Regions from separate parts of the Homo sapiens genome. Here region 2 is linked to region 1. The links are chromatin loops, found by intact Hi-C in ENCODE. Cell type or tissue: heart left ventricle. All regions are shown on one strand. Links, peaks and the distances in the headings refer to the core of each region. The heading gives the core; the rest is flanking DNA.

Region 1 (5,390 bases), core at 164-5,163:
TACACAGATATAGGTAGGGTTCTGTTTCTCCGGAGAACCCGGACTGATACAAGAGGTTACAGGTGATAATTAATCATCCTCCCCTCCACACTCTGAGAATTGAGAAAGAAGAAGCCAGATAGAAAGAGATGAAGATTAGCCTAAACACTGATGAAGTTCATAGAAGGGCATAGCTTAGAGCTGCAGCCACAACAGGACTCCCTAATTCCGTCTGTGCTTCCCCAGATTAATTTTACAAACCTAGACACGAGCTGAGATGGCAACTGCAGCTCTTGTCTACGAAAGGAGAGCACTTAGAAGAGGAAGAAAGAGACTCCTGAGGACAGGGCTGTCCTAAAAAGAGAATGCTCAGGGGGCTCAGCCATCCTTAACCCATGCTGTTTCCCAGCCTCAAGAGGCAGGAGTCACTATTCTTTCTGGGGGTTGAGTCTAGTGGGGAGAAGGAAAAGAGAAGGGGCTCCTCCCACTCTTTACCTTCCTGAGGCACAGAAGGAGTAGGTATCCCATTAAACAGGCTGGTCTGCTTTGGGTTCAGTCACAGACGGGGCAATCATTTCCCCACAGCAAGTTTCCTTCTTGTGACATGTAAAATACTTGCTTGTAAAGTTCTGCTGTAGTTCAGTACTGTGCTATCTTACTTTTGAGATGAATTAATTTTTTTTAATGTTCTCAAAAGTAATTAAGAAACTTTAAGACACAGCTTCTACTTTTTCCCCGTTTAGCGTAGCTGTTTCTCTCTGCTAGTCAGAGTTTGGATCTGCCTCTGGGAGCCCAAGTGCAATTGGAGGGTAAATACACAAAGTGTGTCGCTCAAGTCAAGAGCAGCCAGAGACCTCTCAACCTAACAGCCTGAGTTTTCTTTTACATATTTCAGAGTCCTCAGTAAAAATCCAGAGAAGGCTCCCTCAGTTACTTCCTAGAGTTACTATAGAAAACAAGAAATTATGTCCTTTGAGTTTACACATGTAGCAACTTTAACAACCTCCATGTTCGATTTTGCTTCAACACTGAAAGCAATGAAAGGAGGTGCCTACCCTGTCTCCCTCCCCCATTTGGTTGATGCTAAGTGGGAATTCCTAGGCTAGATCTCTATAAAAATGGCCGAAATTCAGTAACACAATTTGTGGAGCTGGCAATTAGGCAGGGTCTTTACATTGTGCACATGACAAAGCCCTTTTCATATCGCCATCTTCAATTAAATTATATAAAATTATTCAAAGCTACTAAGATCTCTGTTTTCCTGAGTAATGGCAGGTAATGCCTTGAGAGAGCTTAAAATCAGTTGATATGGAGTAGAGAGGAAAAACTGTTCATTTGCTATTGGTTCCGGGGAGCAGTATTGTGCCCTTGAAGAACAGCAGGGAAGAGTCACACCATAAGCATGTGACGTTTTTCTTCTTTTCAGAGGTTCAAATTGGGGCATACACTCGCTGTTATTTTCAGAAAGGCAGAAGCTCTCTACACAAATGCATCATCCTTTTAGTCAGAAAACATTTAATGCCCTCATACTCTCAGCAATTCTAAGTAAAATAGGAAATAAAGAATAAATAATAGCCAGTCATTTTTTAGGTTTTCTTTAGAATATAAATTTATTGAATAATGCCTTAGTGCTTGCTAGAATTTACTTCTTAAAATAAGTATATACATGATATATAAATATATTTGTATACTATGTATATGTGTGTAAATATATTCCCCTTATTAAGTAAAAAAGTCTTTGTAAGAAGCTGTGTCTTAAGGTTTCTTAATTACTTTGGGGAATATTTAAAAATATGTATCTCAAAAGTAACAAATATATATATATGTGTATATATATATATATGTATATATATATATGTATATATATATATATGTGTGTATATATATATATATATGTGTATATATATATATACATATATATATATATGTGTATATATATATATACACATATATATATTTTCTTCCCATAAAAAGAGAAGATGCTATTTAAAAATCAGCATAGGCCTAAACATTTTTAATGTCAGTTCAGACAGGATGACTTTTTCTGCTGCTGCCACCTGGTGGCAGCTTGCCTAAAACTCAAGGAGCGTAACAAACATTCTCAGTAACTCCCTCTGGCCCAGGGAAAACCTGACAATTATACAGCAAGTTCTAAACCACAGAAAACCTAGATTTGAGATCCAAGTACATCTGTACAGGGAAGTTGCACTGCATATGAAGAGAGAGAAAAAATGATATAACAGTGAAAAGTTAGCACCAGCACTTGAATGTTGACAGGAAGAGAAATACACAAAACATTTTAAAAGTTTTTACAATAGAAAGAGGCCAGGCATGGTGGCTCACACCTGGAATTCCAATACTTTGGGAGGCCGAGGCAGGAAGATTGCTTGAGCCGGGAGTTCAAGACCAGGATGGACAACATAGCAAGACAGACCCCATCTCTACAAAATATAAAAATAAAATTAAAAAAGAAAAAGAATTGGGGGAAAATGTTTTAAGTTAATAAAGGCATACTCATGGTTTTGTTCAAGAAAGGAATTAGTAAAAAAAGAACATTCAAGGTACAAGAAAGAAATGAAAATCTGAGGATTTGACCTAAAATTCATATGGAACCAAAAAAGAGCCTGCATAGCCAAAGCAAGACAGCAAAGAGAACAAATCTGAGCATCACATTACCTGACTTCAAACTATACTATAAGGCCATAGTCACCAAAACAGCATGATACTGGTATTAAAAATAGGCACATAGACCAATGGAACAGAATAGAGAACCCAGAACCCAACACTTAGAGCCAGCTGATCTTCAACAAAGCAAACGGAAACATAAAGTGGGGAAAGGATGCCCTATTGAACAAATGGTGCTGGGATAATTGGCAAGCCACATGTAGAAGAATGAAACTGGATCCTCATCTCTCACCTTATACAAAAATCAACTCAAGATGGATCAAGGACTTAAATCTAAGACCTGAAACTATGAAAATTCTAGAAGATAACATTGGAAAACCCCTCCTAGACATTGACTTAAGCGAAGACTTCATGACCAAGAACCCAAAAGCAAATGCAACAAAAACAAAGATAAATAAATGGGACTTAATTAAACTAAAGAGCTTCTGCACAGCAAAAGGAACAGTCAGCAAGGTAAACAGACAACTCAGAGTGGGAGAAAATCTTCAAAATCTATACATTCAACAAAGACTAATATCCAGAATCTACAAGGAACTCAAATTAGCGACAAAAAAAACAAACAATCCCATCAAAAAGTGGGCTAAGGACATGAATAGACAATTCTCAAAAGAAAATACACAAATGGCTCACAAACATACGAAAAAAATGCTCAACATCACTAATGATCGGGGAAATGCAAATCAAAACCACAATGTGATACCAACTTACTCCTGCAAGAATGGTCATAATCAATAAATCAAAAAAAAAGATGTTGGTATGGATGCAGTGAAAAGGGAACACTTCTGTACTGCTGGTGGGAATGTAAACTAGTAAACCATTATGGAAAACAATGCAGAGAATCCTTAAATAACTAAAAGTAGAACTACCATCCGATCCAGCAATCCCACTACTGGGTATCTACAGAGGAAAATAAGTCATTATATGAAAAAGATACTTGCACGCACATGGTTATAGCAGCACAATTTGCAATTGCAAAAGTATGGAACCATCCCAAATGCCCATCAATCAACGAGTAGATAAAGAAATTGTGAGATATATATATAATCTCACATATATATGTGTGTGTGTGTGTGTGTGTGTGTGTGTGTATACACACACACACCATAGAATATGACTCAGCCATAAAACAGAATGGAATAATAACATTTGCAACAGCCTGGATGCAATTGGAGACCATTATTCTAAGTGAAATAACTCAGAAATGGAAAACCAAACATTGTATGTTCTCACTAATAAGTGGGAGCTAAGCCATGAGGATGCAAAGACATAAGAGTGATACAATGGACCTTGGGGACTCGAGGGAAGGGGTGGGAGGGGGCGAGGGATAAGAGACTACAAATTGGGTTCAGTGTACACTGCCTGGGTGATGAGTGCACCAAAATCTCACCAATCACCACTAAAGAACTTACTCATGTAACCAAATACCACCTGTTCCCAAAAAAACTATGGAAATAAAAAAATTTTTAAAAAAAGAAAGAAAACTTGAGGATTTGAAATACTTAGGATGGGAGGGGGCGGCACTAAGAGCACATGAAAGAGCGTTTGATCAAATTCAATACCTTCAATAGTTCAATCATTATTTTTAAATATTCAGTGAAATAGGAATCAATGACATATTCTAAAGGTAAATGTGAAAACATCCTTATAGTAAAAATATTAGATACATTCCCATTAAAGCCTGAACTAGACCAATATGTCTACTATCTCTTCTATTAATTAATATTGTAAAGTAGGGAACCAATGCAATTAGACAAGAGAAAGAAATTAAAGGCAAAAGAATCATAAAGGAAGAGGTACAACTATCTGTATAGGCAGATACTATTATTAATTTTTTGGAAATTCCAAAATAATCCATGAAACATACTAAAAACAATACCAGTTACGTTGCAGGAGTAAAATTAGAAATCAATATACTTCGTATACAAACAATAACCTGGTAGAACATGTCACAATAGATCTCATTACAATAGAAAATAAAATTTCTAATCAAAAATCTAGTTTAAAAATGTACAAAACCTACATGACTAAAAGTACGCACATACCTAAAGGACACAAAAGCATATCTAACAAACAGAAAGGCATACGGTGGTCTCCCATTGTCAGACTCAACACCAGAATGTATCAGTTAGTTCTAAGATTGTAAATGTAACATGATCTTGATAAATATAGTAGGAGGGTTTTTTTTGTTTTTTTTTTTTTTTTTTTTTTGTCTGGAGGAAGACAAACTGATAATGAAGTTCGTCTGAAAGAATAAATAGGCAAGAATACCATGGAAAATCCTGGGGGCATGAGGGATCACAACTTGTAGAAGCTAACCCTAACATACGTGAAAACAACATAATTAAAGCTTCTGTAATTAAAGCAAAATATTAGCACGTGAATGGGGTGGTAGTCCACTGGAACAGAATATAAAACAAATCAAAATGTAGTTTAATATTTGATGAAGGTAGCAACTAGAATCAACAGGGGAAAGGATAGGTTATCGTTTTTTAACGGTGAGGGTATAACTGGATAGCCTTATGAAAAATAATAAAATTAGATCTATTTCTCACACCACAAACAGTATAAATTTCAAATACATCCAAATGTAAAAATTAAATTCATACAAGTTCTGGAAAGGAAAATGAAACATAGACGAAGTTATTTATAACCTGAAAGTAGATTATACTTGGCAGACAATTATTCAAAACCCAGAGCCTATAAATAAAATTTTAATAAATGTGACT
Region 2 (5,390 bases), core at 95-5,094, 140 kb before region 1:
ATGTAGTGGTTGACAAGGTTATTGGCACAGAAGGTCACACCCATCATGCACGCTGTGTGGGCCATGGCCCCAGCAAACCCCATCCCATAGACACCCAACAAAAGGAGAAAACACACCTGGGGAGACATGGTGACCATGTACAACAGTGGGTTACAGATGGCCACATAGCGGTCATACGCCATTGCTGACAGGATGAAGGACTCAGAGACAACAAAGAAAAGAAAGAAGAAGAGCTGAGTCATACACCCTGCGTAGGAGATGCTGTTCTTCTTTAAGACAAAGCTCATCAGCATTTTGGGAGTGATAACACTGGAATAGCAGAAATCTATGAAGGACAAGTTATAGAGGAAGAAGTACATAGGGGTGTGCAAGTGAGAGTTGAGCCTTATCAGGGTTATCAAGCCCAGGTTCCCCACCACAGTGACCACGTAGAAGCCTAGAAACAGGAAGAAGAGGGGGATCTGGACTCCCGGTTGGTCAGTTAAGCCTGCGAGGATAAACTGTGTCACGAAGGAGGAATTCTCAGCAGCCATTGTCATTTAAGGCATTCTGTGGGGACAAGGGAAAAAGTTATTTAGAGAGAGAGAGAGACCACTGCTGCCCTCCCAGTCATCCCTCCTTCCTTCTTGAGAATAGGAGGCACACAGAGAGATTTTGAACTTCAGCAGAGGGGGCTTTGCTGCGGCTCCCTCTGGAGCAAGCCCCGCCTCCATGGCCAGGGCAGGTGCTGCTGGCAAGGCCTCCCATCTTTACTTTGATCCCTTTGTTGCGCCCTTTCAACTCCAGTTTCTACTTAAGTTTACAGAAACTGGGGCCAGTCTCCAGGAAGAGTCCTCTTAGAGGCCGGACCCAGCCCGCCTGTGCCTGGAGAGTTAGGGTTAGGGTCATCCTGGACAGAGCAGAAGGGTAGAGTGGACTTCCCAGAGCTTTAGTACCTGAGACTGGGGACTCGGGAAAAGTTCGGACTGCTCATCCGGATTCAGCCTCTCATCCTCTTCAGCCCAGAGTTTCAGTGATGTGCCTTTAGGTCCAGCTCTTATCTTCACTTGTTCAGACAGATTGGCTGCGGAGCTATCACAGATGAAAGACTAAGCACCAGCCCGCTAGGCCCTATCCCGATGGCAGCACTGGAGCCTCGGCTGCCTCAGAACTCTTTCTGAGCTACAGTACGTGACATCTGATGGAGGCTGTGCCCTGAGGCCTTCCTCCAGCTTGCAGAAAGGCGACAGCATCCTTACCATTATCAGTGACAGCCAATGACAGGAGACTGAGCAGTTTTATTCTGAGTTTGGATATCTGGGGAACTGATTAGAAGTAGAGCAGCAGAAGTTCCCCTGGGATCACAGACCTGGATATAACAAAGTTGTGCTCATACCCTTGATAATATTTGAATGGGCTTTTAGAAACATGAAAATATTTGTTCAATTAACATCTACTCGGAAATATGCAAAGCATTGTGCAAAAACAATAATTTACCATTTATTGAGCACTTAATGTATACCTAATCCTTTTTTTTCCTAGCATTATGCACTGACCTCAGCATGCCAGGATCCAATACCATTTTTCATATAATTTTTCATTTTAATTCTACCCCAAATTCTATGAGCTGGGTTTTATCACCCTCATTTTAGAGATGAAGTAACTCCCCAAATGTTAAGTTACAAAGGCCATATTAAAACTAGGTGCATCTTACTCCAGATTTGGTGTTCTTAATAACTGAGTTTAACACCTCTCTATAGAAGATAATGAAGTATGTAAAGCCCAGTTCTTGCCTTCAAGACTCTGACCATGTCTTGAAAAAGACACTAGAACACACATAACTAAGCAAAAGCATGTGATAAGATCCAGAAAAGGCAAAAACAAAATGTTATGCCACTCTGATGGAGGACATTCAACCTATCACTTATATTTCAGTTCATTGCTGAGCTGCACAATACCCAGTCCAGAAGACAAACCAATCTGTCTTTTCTTGGAATTTGAGCTTGACAGTAAAAATCAATCTCGATTGGTTAAGAGTTTTTTCCAAAATTGCTAACTTGTTGGGATTCCCCTAGATGGCCCCTGTCCTCTATCGTTGTTCTTTCCAGTGTTATTTTCAGCTTTCCTCATCGTGAGCCTGAAGGCCTTGTAGCTTGATTCTCCTTCTTCCCACGGGATATTTGCTTTCTCGTTTTGCTTGCTTTGTTCTTTTCATAACTCCCCTCTCTCGTGACAAAAGTCATCCCTTCTGTGTTCTAGCCTCTCAGAGCCTTGCTTGAGCTCAGTGACAGCTAGTTATCATTCTTGGAGCCCCATAAATTTGAATCAATATTTAAAAATCATCTAATCCTGTGGTTCATAAACCTGGCTGTGCAAATGAATTAGATAACTATATGCTTATTAAAAGTACAGATCCTGCTGCCCCAAGCCAGGCATCATAAATTAGAATCTCCAGGGGTGGGATTTTATAACTTATATTTCTCACCCTATTGATCTGGATATTTAGACAGGTTTCACCCTATTGATCTGGATGTTTAGGCAGGTTTGGGATTCAATGCCCTAATACTCTATCTACCCTACGTTTTCTAGACAGGAAAATTGAAGTCCACCAGTCAGAGTTGGTTGGTGGTGAAGTCCAGAATAAAACTTGGGTCTCCAGTCTTTCCAGTTACATTGTCTGGAGGAAGTTCACCTGGCCTTTAGTTCGGCTGGAATGTAGAGTACAGGGAGGGATATAGTTGTGCATCAACCCTGGAATAGCATCCCAGGTTCCTGCTGTGGAGAGACTTGAACGTCATGACAGGAATTACGTATGCAATGTGAATCCATGGAATATATTGAATATGAGAGTGACATGGTCAGAGTTGTGGGGAGGGAGGCCAATTAGTCTATTGGGCTACTGGGTGTTGATGACTTGATGCCATGTTCCCCCCAAATGCTATGTTTAATGTGTAATTCAGACACGATGCCATAGCTCAAAGCACCAGCAATAAGATAAAGGATGAATTTTCAAAACAAGTAGCAGGTAAATGGAGCAAAAGGCCTTTCTAAGCTTTTTAGCACATGACAAGTCACATAACGCTGGCCCTGTCTTCTAGCTGTGTTGTTCTCTGCCTACTATCCTGAATATTTTCACCAGGTCTGAGTTCAGGTCCCATCACCAAGCTCTCTGTGTTGCACATGTTTTATGCCTCATTTTATATTACTCAGCCTATCTTTTGGGCTTCTGCTGTTGCTGTGGCAGTGAGCTGCATCCAGCTATAGCCCAATAACAATGTTTCTTGACTACACTACGTATCCCCTCCTTTCAGCCCTAGGACACCTCTGCCACCACAAAGTGGTACATCTGAGAATCCATTCAGCCATTATGGTGCACGTGCTGATCTGTAAGCGTGAAGGAATTAACACCCCTGGGAGTCAGTGGGTAAATGTCTCCCTTTTGTGTATCTCCAGTGGTTCATTCTTCTTAGTACATCAAAAGATCTCAGAGGAACTAATCCTAAATTCCCCATTAAGGTAACATATAACAGAACCTTTTATTGGTTTTCTATACTTCCCTGTTTTTCTCTCTCTCTTTTCCCTGGGATGACTTCTAAAAATAAGCTATCTGCATGTATGGCCTTGTCCCCAGCACAGCTTTTTATGGAAATCCCAGCTAAGGTACTCCTAAAACAGTATTCGGATCAGGTTTCAACAAAATGTTCCTTACTCCACCTGGGAGGAAGCATCCTCACCCAAGTCTCTTTGATTCCAGGACAAGAAACTAAATATGCATCAGTAAATTCATCAAGGACCTGAAATTATTCAGTACCATGTTTCAGAGAATTTTTATGTCTTGAGCATGACCTATCAAAACACCTAAATGCCAGAAGGAGTAATCTCAAATAATTATCGGCTCACACCTTAATAGGGATTAGCCACGACAAATCCTACAGTACTTTGTTCTTAGATCTCTTGCAGCTCTACTCACAATGTATTACTGTCCTGTCCCTCCATGAACTATAATGATGCTAGCAACATTGTAGTTTTATTCACTTTTATATCTTTGAATCATATAGCTCACAAAATGTTCATTAATCTCTAATTCTCAATCTCCTCATCTATAAAATGGGGATGATGGCGATAATTCACAGTGTCGTTGTTGTGAGAGTTAAATTAAATCATGAAAGTGGAAGAGCCGAGAAGAGTGGTTGACAAAAGAAAGAGCCCTGATAAATGCTGTAGAAAATAGACATAAAACAAATATGAAATGCATATATCCTAGGGATGGCATGAGGGAAGGAAAAATCTTGCTTAAAGCTGAATGAGCCTGAAAGAGACAAGAGAGGGTCTGCCATAGGGCAGAGGAGACAGCTGACAAGAGTGAGAAGAGCCTGGGAACAATACACTCTTCAAACTTTAAGGCCTGTCTCTCCAACATAACCCAATCCACAGACAACATCAGGCCCTTGAGTATATTACCCTGTCCCTACTTCCTGTCCTACCACCAATGCCTATTTTTCAAATATCCACATTCTATCACACCACAAAAGCCAAATTCCAAAATCAGGTAAGGGTTTCTTTACAGCCTCCCATTTTCTCTTCCTATACCCATCTCTAGTCTCCTAGTCTCAGCAAAAATTCCTCTTCCCCAACATTCACAATCTTAGTGCTACTTTCCTTCAATTCTCTGTCAAAACTAAGTTTTCAAGAAGAATCTCACAAATTCATCAGCACACAGTCTACTACAACTTGCTGGGGACAATCCACATTCTTCACCCTCTTCCAGGCATTTCTTAAAATGAAGACAAAGTCTTTAGCAAAAAAAAAATAGATCTCTAGTTATGAAATTTCAAACAGCACTCAGTTAATGAGAGGTACATTTTGGTCAGGATAAGGCAGCTGAAGTGGTGGCTTCACAATTAGAGCCCCATTGGCAGCTGTCTGACCTCCATGCAGCAAGCTAATTACCACCCTTCTTCCAGTCCTGTGTGTGTAGTGGGTGTGTGTGCGCACACACGTGTGTGTGTTTTGTGTATAAGTGCTGGGTAACATTTGAACATACCTCAGAGCTTGCTCCTCTGCCACATGTGGAATGTATTTTAGTCACTGCTCAGAAACAAGATGCCTCAAGTGTAACTCTTATACCTAGAAATCTGCCACTCCCTCAGTGATTATGAGAAACCTCAATCCTTGCTCTCATTCCCACTGTAGTCAACTCACAATTTAAGAAAATAAGTCATTATTACAAGCATGAAATGAGTCCCACAGGAAAGGTGCTCCTTAGGGCACAGAAAGCAAGACTCCGGCTTCATTAAAAGTTGACTTTTCTCTGGGAGCCTTAGAGGATTCCTGTTTGGATGGTAGAACAACCAAGAAAAGTTCTTCTGGATGTATGTCATTTTAAAGCCTGTTGCCATGGAAACTACTCT

The links. A loop is a pair of places that touch in the nucleus more often than their neighbours do. Peaks named below come from ENCODE experiments on the same cell type or tissue, not always from the same donor. Only the 100,000 strongest peaks of a DNase experiment are listed, where the experiment ranks them.
Region 2: it touches region 1 in a loop (2.6-fold over the local background); 4 of 110 quality-filtered maps call a loop at or near these places.

What each region holds. Positions count from the first base shown.
Region 1 is chr11:124,584,384-124,589,773 of GRCh38, forward strand. No RefSeq gene overlaps it. Among named protein-coding and RNA genes, the nearest start is that of OR8A1, 17 kb to the left of the region's middle. In heart left ventricle, for the core only: CTCF peaks have their summits at 2,047 (motif pointing left) and 2,248; a DNase peak (open chromatin) is centred at 2,048; H3K27me3 peaks cover 643 bases.
Region 2 is chr11:124,440,553-124,445,942 of GRCh38, forward strand. It overlaps OR8B8 (olfactory receptor family 8 subfamily B member 8), which reads right to left and starts at 5,144. Exons shown (of 3, transcript NM_012378.2): 1 at 5,024-5,144; 2 at 936-1,071; 3 at 1-549. The coding sequence starts at 533. In heart left ventricle, for the core only: a CTCF peak has its summit at 2,039; no DNase peak of the experiment used is centred there.